Regions from separate parts of the Mus musculus genome. Here regions 1 and 2 are each linked to region 3. Evidence: chromatin loops called from intact Hi-C (ENCODE). Cell type or tissue: heart. All regions are shown on one strand.

The links. Peaks named below come from ENCODE experiments on the same cell type or tissue, not always from the same donor. Only the 100,000 strongest peaks of a DNase experiment are listed, where the experiment ranks them.
Region 1: a loop joins it to region 3, with 5 times the contacts of the local background. A loop is called at or near these places in 19 of 42 quality-filtered maps.
Region 2: a loop joins it to region 3, with 5 times the contacts of the local background. A loop is called at or near these places in 29 of 42 quality-filtered maps.

Annotation. Positions count from the first base shown.
Region 1 is chr11:97,530,335-97,532,834 of GRCm38, reverse strand. Srcin1 (SRC kinase signaling inhibitor 1) reads left to right here. Exons shown (of 20, transcript NM_018873.2): 12 at 856-1,031. Among named protein-coding and RNA genes, the nearest start is that of 4933428G20Rik, 31 kb to the right of the region's middle. In heart, a CTCF peak has its summit at 967; a DNase peak (open chromatin) is centred at 914; H3K4me3 peaks cover 725 bases; H3K27ac peaks cover 387 bases; H3K27me3 peaks cover 2,189 bases.
Region 2 is chr11:97,475,240-97,477,739 of GRCm38, reverse strand. It overlaps Arhgap23 (Rho GTPase activating protein 23), which reads right to left. Exons shown (of 19, transcript NM_021493.2): 14 at 2,327-2,416; 15 at 1,567-1,692. Among named protein-coding and RNA genes, the nearest start is that of 4933428G20Rik, 24 kb to the left of the region's middle. In heart, a CTCF peak has its summit at 1,089 (motif pointing left); no DNase peak of the experiment used is centred here.
Region 3 is chr11:97,621,097-97,623,596 of GRCm38, reverse strand. 2410003L11Rik (RIKEN cDNA 2410003L11 gene) reads right to left here. Exons shown (of 4, transcript NR_045496.1): 4 at 704-990. Among named protein-coding and RNA genes, the nearest start is that of Gm38962, 3.8 kb to the right of the region's middle. In heart, no CTCF peak of the experiment used is centred here; a DNase peak (open chromatin) is centred at 976; H3K27me3 peaks cover 335 bases.

The DNA.
Region 1 (2,500 bases), 91 kb after region 3:
AAACCTCACCAAGCCCCGACACGTCATTGAGTCCTAGTCCCCTTCCTCATTTCTGAGCTGTGCCCACCACTCCCTCCATGCACTATCCTTTGCGGTGGTCCCAGTTCCTTCAGATCCTGTAACCTTATTCCCCAAGTCTCCTCAGCTCCCCCTTTCTGAGCCTGGAGTGGCTGTCCCTCCCTGCCTGGCAGATGGTTCCACCTGTCAGGAGCCTGGCATCTTCGTGCCGGCTCTTCAAGAGGGGCTTAGGGCTTGTCAGGTGAGGATAATGAGCAGAGACAAGCTGGGAGCGGAGGGCAGAGAGCTGCCATCTGGGCCACAGATAAGATCTTGGCCACCCACGTCAATTGGGGCACTCGTCTTGCAGTTCCTACTACATCGGCAGACCCTATAGATCTCACTTTGAATCCTTCACCTCAGGTCTTGTCTCCACTCAGGGCTTCTTGAGGCCACAGGTCCACAGTCACACTGTCGTCAGGGCCTTATCTAGTGTTACTCTTTGGCCACAGAAATTCTCATCCTGTTCTTCTGCCCCTATATTTCTCCAGAATATAACCTTGATCTCCCTGCCCAGCTGTCCCAGTCTTCGCCGCTGCTCACAGCCATGTCGCCTTGGGTGAAGCCCAGTATAACTTTGCCTCCTCCATGAGCCTTATCATCCCTGGCCGGGATCTCCTATTGGGTTCTCCCCAACTCCTCTCTCTACCTTGCCACGCCTTCGGGGCAGCACACACCCATAGCCCAGCAACCCAGTCTTCTGTGAAGCTTTGCTTACGCGGGGCTGCCCTCTGCCCACCCTTCCCAACATGCGTCCTCCTTCCACCCGGTCCACGCGAGCATTCTTGCGTTCCGCAGCTCCAGAACCAGGAGTCGGTGCGCGCGCTGCTGAAGCGCACCGAGGCGGAGCTGAGCATGCGCGTGTCGGAGGCGGCGCGGCGGCAGGAGGACCCGCTGCAGCGGCAGCGCACCCTGGTGGAGGAGGAGCGTTTGCGTTACCTCAACGACGAGGAGCTCATTACTCAGCAGCTCAAGTGAGGCTGGGTCCAGGCGTGTAGGGGTTGCGGGGTGGGGAGAGGACCGGAGACTTCTCAGGGGAGAAGGGGGCACGATGCGGCTTCGGTGAACAGCCTGGCTCATATGGAAGGTGCAGGTCCTTTATTTGAAATCACAGATGACGTTTGTTGGTGTTCTGAAGTCTGATTTCACCCTTCACTGTGGCCTGATTTCTCTATGACCCACAAACCTTTGGCCATCTGGCACAATTCCTGATTTCTTTTTTTCTGGCTTGGTGCCTGCCTCTGCCATGGTATCGCTTCCTATGGCCTGCTGCCTACTCTCATAACGCCAGCCGTCTGTTTTCCCTCTACCCTGTGCCTGCTTTCCTTCTGACCTAAGACCAATACAGCTTCACCCTTGGGTTGAACCAGAAGGTGCAACGACAGGGATGTTGTCACATGCCCAGGTGGTTCCTGACCCCTTACCACCCTGATCCCTGAGACCAAGCATCAAAGAAAACCCTTCCCTTCCTCTGCAAAGTGAAGCCAGGCTCTAGTAGTCTTGAAGAAGGATAAACAGAGAATAACCCAACCCTGCTTAGACATGGAAGGGTTAACAGAAGACTGTCTGATCCAGATTTAGCAAATGGCTGTCTGGCCACAATTCCATTGTCTGGCACCTGCGAAGGGGGATGCTGCAGTTTTCCCCTGTCCATTCAGGAAGCAGCGCCATCATCTAACCGCAGCCTTTTCTCCTGAGTTGTTTGGGCTGAGGCAAAGGCCCCTTCCTTTCTTGTGGTCCTTTTTAGTGACACGGGGCAGTAGGGGATCCAGAGACAGCTCCAGAATCTAGGGGCTACGTGAAGAAGGTGGCTGCCACCCCCTCCGTGCTTCAGCATTGTCATCAGTGCTGATATTTTTACAGTTCTTTTGGAAACAGCTGAGGGCCTGACTGTGCTAAGGGACTTAGAACCAGGGAGCCAAGAAAACTGTTCTAGGGTGCTACCCCACTAAGTCATATTTGGGGCCTTACCGGGGCTTTATGAGGTGGTCACACAATGGGGTCCCAGGTAAACCTGGTATGCATTTTGGTAATGTTTAAGGTAAGATCCTGTGTCACACCCCCCCATGCAGCTGAAATGCAGTGAGGAGCCCCCTTACATGGTAATGAGCCAGCAGCAGTAACTCCAAGTCACCATCCTGTCTCGGTGGGATGACGTAGTGACAGCCACCGCAGATCTTTAAGCAGACCGGAGACTGCCACGCTGTGTCAGGGATTCTGTTTCCTCCGCTTCCCCATCTTTTCCTTGTCTCTTTCCGTTTTGCATAGAGGAGCTGGGCCAGGATTTTCAAAAGGAGTTAGTCTGAGACATTAAAGAGAAATTAAGGGGGGGAACCATCAAAGCTCTGGGGCAAAAGAAATGAAAGGACCGATCTGTGCTCTTGTCTTCATGACTGTCTGGTCCTGGGCTTCCTGGGAGCCTCAGTTCTCCAGGAACACAGAA
Region 2 (2,500 bases), 150 kb after region 3:
CTCAGAGTTAAAGATGTCCCCAGGCCTGGAAGGCTGAGAATGGAAATTTCCCAGCTCAGCTGTTTGTCAGAATTGAATCCCTGCAGGAAAGCCCAGTCTGCCTGGCCTCAGCAGGTCACTCATCCGCTGACTCAGCCGCTTAGCAAACACCGTGTTCACCACCCACGCGCTAGGCTATGCATCTAGACGGACGTGCCCCCTGCCCTACTGAGTGGCAGACACTGCCTCTAGGAAAGCCCACTTGCTACTGGCCTGCTTTCTTCCCAAAGGCTGCTGTTCCAGAAACTCCTGTGTTGACCACAGGCCTTATGCTTCCAGCAACTTCTCCAAAAATCATACAGCCAGAAGCCCTCCCTCCCTCCCTCTCAACCACGGTTCACCTCATGGACACCTCTAGGGATCCTGGTGCTTGAGACCAAACCCCTCCCAGGTCACACAGGGATGCCTGTGTGGCCAGCAGGCTTAGCATCCAAGTGGCCCGCCCCATGCTGGTAGAGAGCAGGCCGTGATACAGCCAGATCCCGGACATGGGGTGAAAAGAATGGATGATCAGGCCACGGAGTCAGCATGACCCAAGCCTACTACAGCCTCCATCCCCTGGCCCGGCAGATGCCCGCTGGGAAGTCAGCCCTGGGTGTACAGACCTGGCTAAACTCCTGCAGATGCCATTTCTTGGTGTGTGGTCTTGCACAGGTGATCCCCTCCCTCAGCACTATTTTCCCTCCTCTGTAAGTGGTGACAAGACTCAGCTTTTCTTCGCTACAGTGTAGGGCACTCTGGGTCCACGCTGTGTGGCTGTCACAGAGGTAAGTGGGATTCACAAAACCCACCCTTGAGCCTCTAAGCCTGAAGCTTCACAGCGCTGTGACCATTAATACAGTCCCTCACACTGAGGTGACCCCGACCATAACAGTTTGTTCTACTTCATAACTGTAATGTCCTTATTGCTGTGAGCTGTAACATAAATATCTGTGTTTTCTGATGGTTTTAGGCAATCCCTGTGAATGGCAACCTACAAGTTGAGAAACAGCGCCCAGGAAGAAGCCTTTTGAGTGGGCTTCAGAAGATAGAGGCCTCTATCGCCCTCTGCTGGTCACTATGGTTTCTTCATCCTTCCTAGACAAAAGCAAGAATCTTGCAGGGCTCATTAGGAGTCAGAAGGGAGGTGAGCAGTGGCTGGCACCAGAGCATCATGGAGGGTGTGGCCTTGGTCCTTGCTTCCTGACCTGGCCTGTGGCTGTTGGGGAACAGACAGACCTCTGACACCCAAGTCACACTGTGTGCCCAGTTCTGCAGGCCACCTCCCCTACAACAGCCCTACTGAGGAGCCTGTGCATCCGTCTCCAGCCACATGGCCCTATCCCTGCATCTCCTCCCTGACTCTTCTTCCAATCTTGTTCCTCGTGTTGGTGTTGATGGCAGCCTGTCACTGCTGTGAGCCAGGCAGGCCCTAGCAGTGCCCTCTTTGGCAGCGGGTGCTTTTGCAAGCATCCCGGGGCACACAGGCTGGTAGGAGCACAGTCTGGTCCTGGGCATCTGGTATAAAAATATGCAACGGGCACTTACATGCTGGATCAACGTCTCCACGATCTTGTAGCGGTCCGGCATGTGGGTCACCATGTCTGTCATGTTGTCTTCAGATGTCCTTACCAATGTTGGCCCGAAGACCAGAGCCAGGTTCCGGGGTTCCATCTGGGTTGGAGGAGGGGAAAATCCCAGGATCATTGCTTTGAACATGACCTCTCTGGGTCACTGAGGCCACCATCCCCAACTCTGACATGTCCTTAGAGTGGGGTCAGACATCTCACATGGGCAAAGAGGTTTGCTGAATAGAATTTAAGCTGGATGTTCAAAGTCTCTCATGTCCAGGCCTGGCAGCCTTGATCATGCTCACCTCACAGACCCATCAAGGGGGGCCCGAGGTTAGTAATAGCTGTGGGGATTCTAGCATGGGAGACATATTGGAGATTGTAGGGTATTTTAGAACAAGGAGAAACCCTATAATTTACTTCTTTTTCTCCACTGTAGAACCAAAAGACAAAGACATGGACTAGGAAGATGCAGAGTGCAGGGGCTGGAACTGGCTCAGAGGACAAATGCCACCCTGCATGGAGGACTGAGCTCTTGGCCTCCCCATGTCCCTTAGGACACCGGAGCTTGCTCTACGAGGGAACAGCGCTGGCTAGCTGCTGGTGGCTCTACTGGCCAGGGTTGCCAGAAAGGGAACCTTTAGGAAGAGAGAGGCTCACGGGGCCTCGATCCTGCGGAGGAAGCACCAGTCCCGGTGCGGCCCAGGCTCCCAGACTCCACAGGGAGCAGCACACACCTTGTTCTTCTCTGAGTGGTCAGCAATGGTCTTGAGATGGCCCACAAGGAATTTAAGTGTTTCATAGTAGTGTCCTGGGAGATCCCGGATCTAGGGGACAGGAGGAAGGAAACGGGATCAGGTTGTGACAATCTCTCCAATCCCGGCTCCACATCCCCTAAAGGGACTCCCATC
Region 3 (2,500 bases):
TCAGGATGCCACAGTGCAGTCAATATCAGTAGCAGAATGAGAAGCACGATGTGATTCCCCTTCTTAAGGTCTCTCTCCACAGACAGACATGCTGTGCTACGCCAGCTGAGAGAGTTATCCTCTCTGGACTTCTGTGTTACCTCTCACCACTCTGAGCAATGCTTTCATTTCCTGGGGTTGACCCGCACTGAACTGAGAGTCTCTGCCATGTGACGTCATCTCAGAATCACTCCCAGAGCTTTGAAAACTTCTGTAGAAGGCGCTGTCCAGCTTGACAACCTCCCTACAGAATGTTAAAGAATTGGAGTCGGGCAGTGGTGGCACACGCCTTTAATCCCAGCACTCGGGAGGCAGAGGCAGGGGGATTTCTGAGTTCGATGCCAGTCTGGTCTACAAAGTGAGTTCCAGGACAGCCAGGGCTATACAGAGAAACCCTGCCTTGAAAAACAAAACAAAAGAAAAAAGAAGAAGAAGAAGAAGAAGAAAAAAGAATTGGGGCTGGTCCAGTGAGATGGCTCAGTGGGCAAAGGGGCTTGCTGCCAAGCCAAAGGACCTGAGTTTAATCCCCCCATGGTGGAAGAAAGGACATCTGCAAGTTTTCCTCCGATCTCCACACCCACACCAGCGTGCAAAAGCACTTGCACATGTGGCAGAGCCAATGCACGAACGGATGCACGTGTACACACACACACACACACACACACACACACACAAAATATATTTAAAGTTGAGCAGTAATGACAAGGTTATAATCCTTGGGAATTTTTTCACTCCCCGTGTAGCCATCCAGTCTCTCTTGCTTTCTTTATTCCAGGACTTGGATCAGTTCCTTGTACACAGAAGGCAGTGAATGAATGAATGCTTCCTTGATGTTGACTGGGTATTCCAAGGACCCCACAGTAAAAGGAGCAGCGATTTGCCACGGTGCAGTTCCTGAGATTTCCCACAAGATGTCACTGTCTGCAAGCACCTGCCGGATCTTAGTTGTGGCTAGAGGGTGAAGAAGAGATTAGTTCTCATTGAGTGCCTCGCTGCGCTGGCCCCTAGGTGAGGCCCTGAGAAATGGTGATGACCTACATGGCCTCTGTTCCTCAGAACTTAAGGCTAATGCTAAATGCTATGCATGAGTTGTTTTGCTTTCTAAACATTAAAGAGTATCTGTTCACCAACTGAGGAAATGTGGCTCTGAGAGGCTAATTGATTTACCCTGAGGTCACACAGCATGTGGAAGAGCGTTCATCCTGAGTTGACCTGTTTTTTTCCTGATAGCTACACAGTCACACAGTAGGTTCTTTGACAGCATTTGCTGGGAGCTGTGCATTGTTCTGATCTAAGTGCCTGTTGTTGTTGTTGTTGTTGTTGTAGTTTCACTCTCCCTAGCTGGCCTGGAACTCACTATGTAGACCGGATTGGTCTGGAACTCACAGATCTGCCCACCTCTGTCTTCCAAGAGCTGCTATTAAAGTTGTGTACCACCACACCTGGCTTATTCTAAGTGTTCTCTCTCTGTTGTAGGGGGATGTGCATGGTTGCCATTGCCATCGCGCTCACACATGTGGAAGTTAGAGAACACCTCTGTGGAGTTGGTTTTAGAAGTCACAGCTCTGTGACAGAGACACAGAATATGTGCCTATGTGTGCCTATGTGTACCTATGTGTGCCTGTGTGCGCCTATGTGTGCCTATGTGTACCTATGTGTGCCTGTGTGCGCCTATGTGTACCTATGTGTGCCTGTGTGTGCCTATGTGTGCCTATGTGTACCTATGTGTGCCTGTGTGTGCCTATGTGTGCCTATGTGTACCTATGTGTGCCTGTGTGCGCCTATGTGTGCCTATGTGTACCTATGTGTGCCTGTGTGTGCCTATGTGTGCCTGTGTGTGCCTATGTGTGCCTGTGTGTGCCTATGTGTGCCTGTGTGTGCCTATGTGTGCCTGTGTGTGCCTATGTGTACCTATGTGTGCCTGTGTGTGCCTATGTGTGCCTATGTGTACCTATGTGTGCCTGTGTGCGCCTATGTGTGCCTATGTGTACCTATGTGTGCCTGTGTGCGCCTATGTGTGCCTATGTGTACCTATGTGTGCCTGTGTGTGCCTATGTGTGCCTGTGTGTGCCTATGTGTGCCTGTGTGTGCCTATGTGTGCCTGTGTGTGCCTATGTGTGCCTGTGTGTGCCTATGTGTACCTATGTGTGCCTGTGTGTGCCTATGTGTGCCTATGTGTACCTATGTGTGCCTGTGTGCGCCTATGTGTGCCTATGTGTACCTATGTGTGCCTGTGTGCGCCTATGTGTGCCTATGTGTACCTATGTGTGCCTGTGTGTGCCTATGTGTGCCTGTGTGTGCCTATGTGTGCCTGTGTGTGCCTATGTGTACCTATGTGTGCCTATGTGTGCCTCTGTGTGCCTGTGTGTGCCTGTGTGTGCCTGTGTGCGCCTATGTGTGCCTATGTGTACCTATGTGTGCCTGTGTGTGCCTATGTGTGCCTGTGTGTGCCTATGTGTGC